Regions from separate parts of the Homo sapiens genome. Here region 2 is linked to region 1. Evidence: read pairs that join two places in POLR2A ChIA-PET (ENCODE). Cell type or tissue: A673. All regions are shown on one strand. Each heading gives the region's core, and the rest is flanking DNA. Links, peaks and the distances in the headings are about the cores only.

Evidence for each region. ChIA-PET counts read pairs that join two places held together with the same protein. Peaks named below come from ENCODE experiments on the same cell type or tissue, not always from the same donor. Only the 100,000 strongest peaks of a DNase experiment are listed, where the experiment ranks them.
Region 2: POLR2A ChIA-PET joins it to region 1 with 13 read pairs; 2 of 35 experiments call an interaction of 5 or more read pairs at or near these places.

What each region holds. Positions count from the first base shown.
Region 1 is chr17:58,708,547-58,713,928 of GRCh38, reverse strand. RAD51C (RAD51 paralog C) reads right to left here. Exons shown (of 9, transcript NM_058216.3): 5 at 3,939-4,070. Among named protein-coding and RNA genes, the nearest start is that of RAD51C, 19 kb to the right of the region's middle. In A673, for the core only: CTCF peaks have their summits at 2,584 and 2,789 (motif pointing left); a DNase peak (open chromatin) is centred at 2,768.
Region 2 is chr17:58,915,075-58,920,456 of GRCh38, reverse strand. The region is part of intron 1 of PPM1E (protein phosphatase, Mg2+/Mn2+ dependent 1E); the gene reads right to left. Among named protein-coding and RNA genes, the nearest start is that of PPM1E, 160 kb to the right of the region's middle. In A673, for the core only: no CTCF peak of the experiment used is centred there; a DNase peak (open chromatin) is centred at 2,276; H3K4me3 peaks cover 659 bases.

The DNA of each region.
Region 1 (5,382 bases), core at 72-5,071:
GTGGCTCATGCCTATGGAAGGCTGAAGCAGATGGATCCCTTAAGCCCAGGAGTTCAAGAACAGCCTAGGCAACATAGTGAGACCTCATCTCTACAAAAAACTTATTTATTTATTTATTTTGGAGCTAGAGTCTCACTGTGTCTCCCAGGCTGGAGTGCAACAGTGTGATCTTGGCTCACTGCAACCTCCACCTCCCGAGTTCAAGTGATTCTCCTGCCTCAGCCTCCCAAGTAGCTAGGACTACAGGTGAGCACCAACACACCTGGCTAATTTTTGTATTATTAGTAGAGACAAGGTTTCACCATGTTGGCAAGGCTGGTCTTGAACTCCTGACCTCAAGTGATCTGCTTGCCCTGGCCTCCCACAGTGGTGGGTTATAGGTGTGAGCCACCGTGCCCAGCCTCTACAAAAAATTTAAAAATTGGCTGGGTGTGGTGGTGTGTGCCTGTGGTCTCAGTTACTCAAGAGGCTGAGGTGAAAGGATTGCTTAAGCCCAGGAGATTGAGGCTACAGTGAACCAAGATCATGCCACTGCACTCTAGCCTGGATGACAGAGCGAGACCCTGTCTCATAAAAAAGAAAACCCAAAAACAAATACAAATACAAAAAAAACCTATGCTACAGTCATACAGCAAAATACTATGCAGCTGTTAGTGTAAAGCAGACTTATAAGTAGTGTACATGGAAAAAAAAAGTAGTATACATGGAAAGATGTTCACAATATATTAAGTGAAAAACAGAAAACTGCTTTGCATAATAGCATGTATAATATGACCTCATTTTCATTTCTTTTTGTGTTTTTGAAGACAGGGTCTTGCTCTGCTGCCTAGGCTGGAGTGCAGTGGTGCGATCTCAGCTCACTGCAACCTTTGCCTCCCAGCCTCAAGCAATACTCCCACCTCAGCCGCTTAAGTAGCTAGAACTATAGGTGCATGCCACTATGCTTGGCTAAGATTTTTTTAAAAATTTGTAGCGATGAAGTCTCACTATATTTCCCAGGCTGGTCTCAAACTCATGGGCTCAAGTGATCCTCCCACCTTGGCCTCCCAAAGTGCTGGGATTACAGGCGTGAGCCACTGCGGTGGCATGACCTCATTTTCTTTTTTTTTTGAGACGGAGTCTTGCTCTGTCGCCCAGGCTGGAGTGCAGTGGCGTATCTCAGCTCACTGCAAGCTCCGCCTCCCGGGTTCATGCCATTCTCCTGCCTCAGCCTCCCGAGTAGCTGAAATTACAGGCGCCCGCCATCAAGCCTAGCTACTTTTTTGTATTTTTAGTAGAGATGGGGTTTCACCGTGTTAGCCAGGATGGTCTCGATCTCCTGACCTCGTGATCTGCCCGCCTTGGCCTCCCAAAGTGCTGGGATTACAGGCGTGAGCCACCACACCTGGCCTATGACCTCATTTTCTAAAACGTAAGTTTGTATATGCATGAAGTCTGCAAAAATATTTACACCAGACAACAATATTTACACAATCTCTGAGTAATGAATAATCGCTTCCTACATTTTTTATTGTTTAGAACTTTTTTTTTCTTTTACAAAAAGCATACATAACTTAAAATTTCTTTTTTTTTTTTTTTTTTTTTGAGATGGAGTGTTGCTCTCTCGCCCAGGATGGAGTGCAGTGGCGCAATCTTGGCTCACTGCAACCTCCGCCTTCTGGGTTCAAATGATTCCCCTGCCTCAGCCTCCTGAGTAGCTGGGATTACAGGCATGCCACCACGCCTGACTATTTTTTGTATTTTTAGTAGAGATGGGGTTTCACCATGTTGGTCAGGCTGGTCTCGAACTCCTGACCTCATGATCCGCCCACCTCAGTCTCCCAAAGTGCTGGCATTACAGATGTGAGCCGCCGTGCCCGGCCAATTATTCTTATTTTATGTATTTTTTTTTTTAGAGATGGGGTCAAGCTTTGTTGTTCAGGCTGGTCTCAAACTCCTGGCTTCAGGCGGTCCTCCCACTTTGGCCTTCCAAAAGTGCTGGGATTACAGGTGTGAGTTACCACATCTGGCCTTAAAATTATAAAATACATTATCAAAAGCCATACATGTTATATATATGTTAATTGGGAAAAAAAACCTTCAAGCAAAGAAATTATAAAGTAAGAGAGGGAAAGTGTGTCCCTAACCCTACAAAATCCCATCCTTTGAAGAAGCCAAGTCTGGGCACAGTGGCTTATGCATGTAATCCTAGTACTTTAGGAGGCTGAGGCCGGCAGATGATCGCTTGAGCCCAACCTCCGCCTTCTGACCAGCTGGGCAACATGGTGAAACCCCATCTCTACAAAAAAAAAAATACAAAAATTAGCCGGGCATGGTGGCATGTGCCTCTAGTCTCAGCTACTAGGGAGGCTGAGGTGGCAGGATCACTTGAGCCCGAGATGTCGAGGCTGTGGCGAGCCCTGATTGTACCACTGCACTTCAGTAAGATTCTGTCTCCAAAAAAATAAAAAAGAAGTAGCCACTGTTAATGTTTTGGTCCTTTCAGATCTTTCTCTTCATATATACAAATATAAATGCATACATATAATTATAAGTTTTCTCTAAACTGAGGTAACATTAAATATATTTTATATACAACTTAAATTTCTTCACTCAATAACATATATGTATATATCTTCTTCCATGTTAGGACGTTTATATTTACATCACTCTTCTTAAACACTACCTACTATTTGATGTTATTGTTTGGATTGCTTTTTTAGTCGGAAAAGGTGAAGCTATTTCTGTTAAAAACATAAGGAACTATGCAACCTATTAGTCTTGAGTGCCCCCTACTGGAGGCTCTTCACTGATATTAACAAAAGGCTAAATTACAATTAATTTAAGCAAAAAGTAATTCAAACACAGGGCACTATGCTTTTCAGCATATGGCAAAAAAAATTGGAAATTCAAAGAAAAAAGTATGCTTTAAAATGACTTTACTGAGGAAGTTCTTTATTTACTTATGATGTATTACAGGTATGTGCTAAGGTCTCTCTAATTAAGGTAAAGACAAAGAAATCAAGTTAAGCAGTTTGACCTTACATCTTACTCCCAGACAAATGTGTGTATTTGTGTCAGTGGTGGGATGTGGATTCAGGGTGGGAAGTAATGGCAAACAAGCAGTTAAAGAGGAGTGAGGTAAAACTTTAAAAAAAAAAATCTCTTCCCTTCTGAGCCGATATTTACTTCTCTCCTCACATTTCAAATCTTCAAGAGTTATTTAGCTCTACCTCAAAGCATCTAGGTTGTTTACACCGGTTATGTTTCAATCCATCTGAATCTGTGATTACATACCACATAATAATCAAAGACTCAAAGGAGAAGAAAACCAGGGATGTTGGAAGAGTTAACCTGAAAAACATCCAAAGTATATTTAAACAAAGAAGACACTGCAATTAACAAAGGTGGCATTTCTTTATCAAACAAAGTCCTTTTTTTTTTTTTTTGCCTTGAGACGGAGTCTTGCTGCTGCCCAGGCTGGAGTGTGATGGCGCGTTCTCCACCCACTGTAACCTCCGCCTCCTGGGTTCAAGTGATTCTCCTACCTCAGCCTCCCGAGTAGGTGGGATTACAGGGGCATGCCACCACACCGGGCTAATTTTTGGTTTTTTTTTTTTTTTTTTTTTTTTAGTAGAGACAGGGTTTCACCATGTTGGCGAGGGTGGTCTCAAACTCCTGACCTCATGATCCACCTGCCTCGGCCTCCCAAAGTGCTGGGATTACAGGCACGAGCTACCGCGCTCAACCACAAAGTCCATTAATTATGCTTGTTATTTTCCAGGAAAACTGACACTTATGACCAGAATTTTTTAATGGAAACCAACCAAACGTAACTTTACTCAAAACTGCATGTCTATATTATTTGTCAGGCAAACGCTATTTTGACATTTCTAGACATTAACATTTTATACAGTCTTGACTTTGTTATAAAACTCTCTTCACTAGTTAATACTTACAGCTAATCTGTGATTATTTGCAAGGCTGATCATTTGCTGGGCTAGGCCATTTAATAACCGAGTACGAAGAGACAGGTCATCTAGGTCATGACGAAATGGAAAAGCAATACCATCCACTATCACTAGTCGAACCTAAATACAGAAGAGATAATATTAGATTTGTTACGAAAAATAAAATAATAATAATAAAAATGCTCTCTCTCTCCAAGAGAGCAGGGACCTTCTCTCTTATTTACTATATTCTTCTGTCTTATTTACTATATCATCCCCAATGCCTGGAACAGTAAATAGCATATAGGAAAGGAGGTGTCAATTAATACTTGCTAAATGAAGAAACAAATACTCTAAATAAAACAACTTACTTAGACATTGCTTCATAAAAGCCTCTTCTTTAATCCAACCCTTACTAGATAGAAAAAAACATAGCATTGGAAAAACCATAGTCCATTACAGGAAAAAACCTTAAAACCCAGGGCTTTATTTCCAACTGTCTAAAGTATGGCTTTCTTTTGGAAAGTTACAAAGCTGTTCAGCCAGTGCTTTCTGCAATAATCACTAAAAGTTAAAACGGACTCTGCTTTGATAATTTCTCAACTTTAAAAAAGTAATTCAAAGGCTGGGCGCGGTGGCTCACACCTGTAATCCCAGCACTTTGGGAGGCCGAGGCAGGTGGATCACGAGGTCAGGAGTTCAAGACCAGCCTGGCCAAGATGGTGAAACCCCATCTCTGCTAAAACTACAAAAATTAGCCAGGCACAGTGGCAGGCACCTGTAATCCCAGGTACTCAGGAGGCTGAGGCAGGAGAATCTCTTGAACCCTGGTGGCAGAGGTTGCGCCACTGTACTCCAGCCTGGGCGACAGAGTGAGACTTTGTCTCAAAAAAAAAAAAAAAAAAAAGTAATTCAAAAAGAAAAAGGAATAATTATAATTTTCTTTAACTTGCCACTGTACACAGTCTTTACTGATAAAAAGCACATTTAAAGTCTTTGTAAAACATTCTGAAAAGGCTTAAAGAAAAAGTCTTGGTAAAACAACACATTTGTCAATTAAATATACCAATTTTACCTTCCGGGTTCTTTTTATGTTTCCTAAAACAAAAAACAAAAAACAAAAAAACCTTCAGGCTGGGCGCGGTGGCTCACATCTGTAATCCCAGCACTTTGGGAGGCCGAAGCAGGTGGATCACGAGGTCAGGAGTTTGAGACCAGCCTGGCCAACGTGGTGAAACCCTGCCATGCACTCCAGCCTGGGGGACAGAGCAAAACCCTTTCAAAAGAAAGCCCCCCCCAAAGCAAAAAATAAACAGTGAAGTTAGAAAAATAAACCAATATATAAACCTTAAGATCCCCAAATCAAAAAGAATCTGGAAACTAACCCAAATGTAAACAAACAAAAGACTCCAATGCTATGTTTTTTTCTATCTAGTAAGGGTTGGATTAAACA
Region 2 (5,382 bases), core at 197-5,196, 210 kb before region 1:
AAAGACAGGAGTTGTGGGAGGAGAGTAGAATGCTTAAAATGAAGGTTTAGTTATTAGTAACGACATAGCCTAGAGGATGATCTTATGAGCAGGTGACTAAATTGAGGTGGAAGACAAGATCACTGGAGGTGAGGAGGTCAAGAAACAGAGATATCTGAGCATTGGAGGATTGTCTGTGTAGATAATGAAATAACTAAAACTTTTAAAGAGTTGTGGAGAGAAAGGCAGTAAGGTTGGTGTGGAAGGAAGGACAGTAAGTTTAGTGCTAAAACTCATTTTCCATTTTTAGAAATGACTCCTTTCCAAAAATCTTAGAGTCATTTTGATTCCTCTGTTTATCTCACATCCCAAATCCAATCCATCAGCAAATCTTCTTGGTTCTATTTTCAAAATCCGACTACCTGTTACCACTTTTATAGATAAACACCTAGTCTAAACCATCATTACTATGCTTCCCCTGGATTAATGTCATCAACTACTAACTGATCTCCCTGCTTCTACCCTGCCCTCCCCTGACCCCATAGTTTATTCTGCCAGCAAGTGCCAGATAAGATATGTCCTTTAAAACTGTCAGTGCCAATGGTAAATTCTTAGTTTTGAGTAATGTACCACAATCATGTAGCACCTGGGAGAAAGAACTCTCTATCTTTTTTTTTCCTTTTTTCTTTTGAGACAGAGTTTCATTCTTGTCGTTCAGGCTGGAGTGCAATGGTGTGATCTCGGCTCACTGCAACCTCCCCCTCCCTGGTTCAAGTGATTCTCCTGCCTCAGCCTCCTGGGTAGCTGGAATTACAGGCATGCACCACCACGCCCAGCTAATTTTTTGTGTTTTTAGTAGAGACAGGGTTTCTCCATGTTGGTCAGGCTGGTCTCAAACTCCCGATCTCAGGTGATCCTCCCATCTCGGCCTCCCAAAGTGCTGGGATTACAGGTGTGAGCCACCGTGCCCAGCCTCTATCTTTTCAACTCGCTGTAAATCTAAAATGGTTTCAAAACAGAAAGTTTAAAATTAGTTATGTCATTGACACTTATCTGCTTAAAACCACGGTGCCAAAAAGCACACAGAAGGTACTCAGTAAATATTTATTAAATGAATAGAATGAAAGCTGAATGTTAACTATTCAAGAACTCTCAAGTTCAATGACTGTATATTTTCCCTACATCACCTCTTTCCATCTATCAATTTCTATTCTTCCACCAGGTTTAGTACATGTTTCTAAATGCCACATTTCTCTTATGGTTTTCTTCCTTCTCTCACATACAATGACTATTCCTATCCATTATCTTCTGAGAGCCATAAAACCTTTAGGCATTTCTCCCTTTCAAATTTAAATTTAAATTACCTTTTCAAAGTACTCTGAATCAAACCACTGGGAAAATTACAACTCTGGAGACTATAGCTCTGCTTCCATTTATGGTTCAGTACAGAATGTTTGGGGTTTTAAACATGTCAACATCCCAGCTTATGTAGATAAAATTTTAGACCTCATAACTGTAGCTCATAAAAGCAATCCCTTTTCTGCATTTTATCTAGATTTAGATTTTGAGTTCAAGAAGCAAAGCTTTGGCTAATTCTGCATCTTTAAAAGTAACTGAATAAACGTTTCTATTCAGTTTTTTAGAAGCTTTTTTTTTTTTTTTTTTTTTTTTTGAGACGGAGTCTCCCTTTGTCACCGAGGCTGGAGTGCAGTGGTGTGATCTCGGCTCACTGCAACCTCTGCCTCCAGGGTTCAAGCAATTCTCCTGCCTCAGCCTCCCGAGTAGCTGGGACTACAAGTGCATGCCACCATGCCCGGCGAATTTTTTGTATTTTAGTAGAGATGGGGTTTCACCGTGTTGCCCAGGCTGGTCTGGAACTCCTGAGCTCAGGCAATCCACCAGCCTCAGCCTCCCAAAGTGCTAGGATTACAAGATGCATGTATTTTTAAAGCACACATTATTTTAAAAAGCTATATTTGGGAGTTTATGGTAGGTAAAAAGCACCCTACTAAAGATCATAAATTAACATTACAAGTCAGAATGAGATAGTACAGCATTAGACTTAGTCTTATATGAAAGAGGAAATCTATTTGACACAAATTCTAGTAATCTAAGTAATCGCTACCTGATAAAAACGATATGCCCTTAGGAATTCTACTGGTTAAATGTTCAGTTTCTGAAGGAACTATTTTTAAATAAGCCTTAAATGTACACCAAACCTCCAATACAGTTGGCAGCTTCAGAAAAGCTTAATTACCCTCTTATTCTTTTAACCATCCAAAGAAACCAATCCAGTGTCTACCATAGTACTTACTACCTGCTGTGAGCACAGTCAAATGGATTCCCCACTGTTAAACTCAGAAAATAAACCAAAAGAATTTTAAAAATTAAAAGAAATGGGAATGCTGATGGGGGAAGTAACAAAATTACAGCAACTAGGGACAAAATGAGAATCTCAGCCTGACTTTTAATACTGAGAAAGATCTGAGAAACTATTTTCAGGAATTCTATGGAAAATATCTAGGAAAATGCTTTTATTCATAGCTGTAAAATAAAATTCCAACTAAGAATAGAGTAATTTACCATGATTTTCTTTAAATGCTACTCCATAGGGAACTAAAGAATAAAATTATAGTTTGACTTTGAAAAGATCTGATCTGGTCAGTAAATGAAAAATGACAAAACTAAAAAAAACAAAATGAGTTATAAAACTTTTTTCTACACAGAAGAATCACAACAGTACAAAGTATGTACTATTCTAATAATGAGGAGAAGAAATAGTTGGCAGTAGATAAATACTATAGAAGGGCTCAAAGTCATTTTATTTTCCAGCAATAGCTTCTCTTCTGAATTCACCATAAAATTGGTTCTGTGCTGCTTAAGTTAAACCAAGAGTAGTGGCATCAAGCTGAGTGAATTTGATTGCAGAGAGCTACTGTCTATTTCCAAATAGTTTTCAGAAAGATGTCTCCTTGATAGAAATGCTGAATTATAACCTTAACCACAACACATCTGGGCATTGCCTTAGGAAAAACTGTCACAGAGTAAATGTAATGGAAGAAATAGGAGAATGTATGCTACATAAAAAAGTGCTACAATCCTCTTAGCTAAGAAAACAAACATAAATAGATAACAAACAATGGCAACGATTATAATATAATAAATTCTAGGCCTCACCAAAACAAAAAACAAAAAACACCTCAATACATTATGTGTATCTTTTAATTTTCAATGAATACAGATAGTTTTTTTTTTTTTTCTTTTTTTTGAGACAGAGTCTCGCTCTGTTCCCCAGGCTGGAGTGCAGTGGTGCAATCTCGGCTCACTGCAACCTCTGCCTCCCAGGTTCAAGTGATTATCATGCCTCAGCCTCCCGAGTAGTTGGGATTACAGGCATGAACAACCACGCCCGGATAATTTTTGTATTTTTAGTAGAGACGGGGTTTCACCATGTTGGCTCGGCTGGTCTCACACTCCTGGCCTCAAGCAATCCACCTGCCTTGGCCTCCCAAAGTGCTGGGATTACAGGTGTGAGCCACCGTGCCCCACCACAGATAGTTCTTACAGTTACTGAGGGAATCTCTGTTGACTAGTTTACTAGTCTTATATAATAATACCACATATTTGTATAGTACTTTATGTTTACAAATGGTTTTCCCATATACTATCTCAGCCCTTAAAGCTCTCAGTTAAACCCTGAGAGATAGGTACTATATGTATTAAAGCAAAATCATAGAATTGGAAGGAACCACAGAAGTCATCTGGCCAACTTTCAATTTACAGGTAGGGATTCTCTCTATAATATCCCTAACATCTGATTAGTTAGCTTCTGTCATAATTTCTTTCTTTTTTGAGATAGGGTCTCGCTCTGTCACTCAGGCTGGAGTGGAGTGATGTGATCATGGCTCACTGCAGCCTCAACCTCTTGGGCTCAAGCAATCCTCCAGCCTCAGCCTCCTGAGTAGCTGGGATTATAGGTGTGAGCCACTGTGCGGGGCTATACTTTCTTTTTTTAAATGACAGCAAGCTCATCCTTAAGCTATAATTTCTTACTGACAGGAATTCATAAGCAAAGGCCTGTGGAGAATGTACAAGAATTAATTAAATATTTACTTAAATGGGATCAGGGAAACAGGACAATAGAAAATTCTACCTCTATCCTATTACTTTCTATTTATTCAAAATTTATTATGTGCTAGACATTGTCTTTATGTACACGCTGTCTTTTAAACTTTACAACAACCTGTAAGGAGCAGCTAATAGCAGCTTACTTGTTAGGAATGCTATGCTTGAAATTATTTTTTTCCAAATTATTTAATGGCCTTTAAAATCTATTTAAATGCAGTGGAATGTGTCTGTAGTCCCAGCTACTTGGGAGGCTGAGGTGAGAGGATCACTTGAGAGCAGGAGTTTGAGTCTAGACTGGGCAACATAACGAGAAACCCTGTCTCAAACAAATAAGAAAAACCACAACACAATTTAAATGGAAAAACTCTAAGAATGCATGCTGAATAGTAGACATAGGTAAAGATGAAGTATGATTGTACCCATTTTATAGATGAGAAAATTGAGTTAAGTGAATTAGCCCTAGTTATATTTAGGAAGTAATGGGGTGGGACCTAGAACACAAATTTTCTATCTACTAATTCAGCATTAATTCCATTCCACATTGCAAAGTAGGTAAGCTACAATGCATTTTAATAGAGAAAAACATTTGAAAAATCCCTTAAATATGCAACAAAAATAAAACTATTTGGCTATAAAAATGGCACTTAATATAGCCAGCTCTGAGTTGAATGGGAATTATAAAGATGTAAAATTCAGGGCTTTTACAAACTAACAATCTACTGACCATACATGATTCAATATAGTCTTTGGTCATTGTGTCAGAGGCATTTGAACCAGAGCAACTCCATCTTGAATAGGGGTTGGGTAAAATAAAGCTGAGACCTACTGGGCTGCATTCTCAGACAGTTAGGCATTCTAAGCCATAGGATGAGAGAGGAGGTCGGCACAAGACACAGGTCTTGAAGACCTTGCTGATAAAACAGGACGCAGTAAAGAAGGTGGCTAAAACCCACCAAAACCAAGATTGCAACCAGAGCGACCTCTGGTCATCCTCATTGCCACATTCCCACCAGTGCCATGACAGTTTACAAATGCCATGGCAACATGAGAAAGTTATCCTATAGGATCTAAAAAGGGGAGGCATGAATAATCCACCCCTTGTTTAGCATATAATCAAGAAATAACCATAAAAATGGACAACCAGCAGCCCTCAAGGCTGCTCTGTCTATGGGGTAGTCATTCTTTTATTCCTTTACTTTCTTAATAAACTTGCTTTCTCTTTGCACTGTGGACTTGCCCTGAATTCTTGCACAAAATCCAAGAACCCTCTCTTGG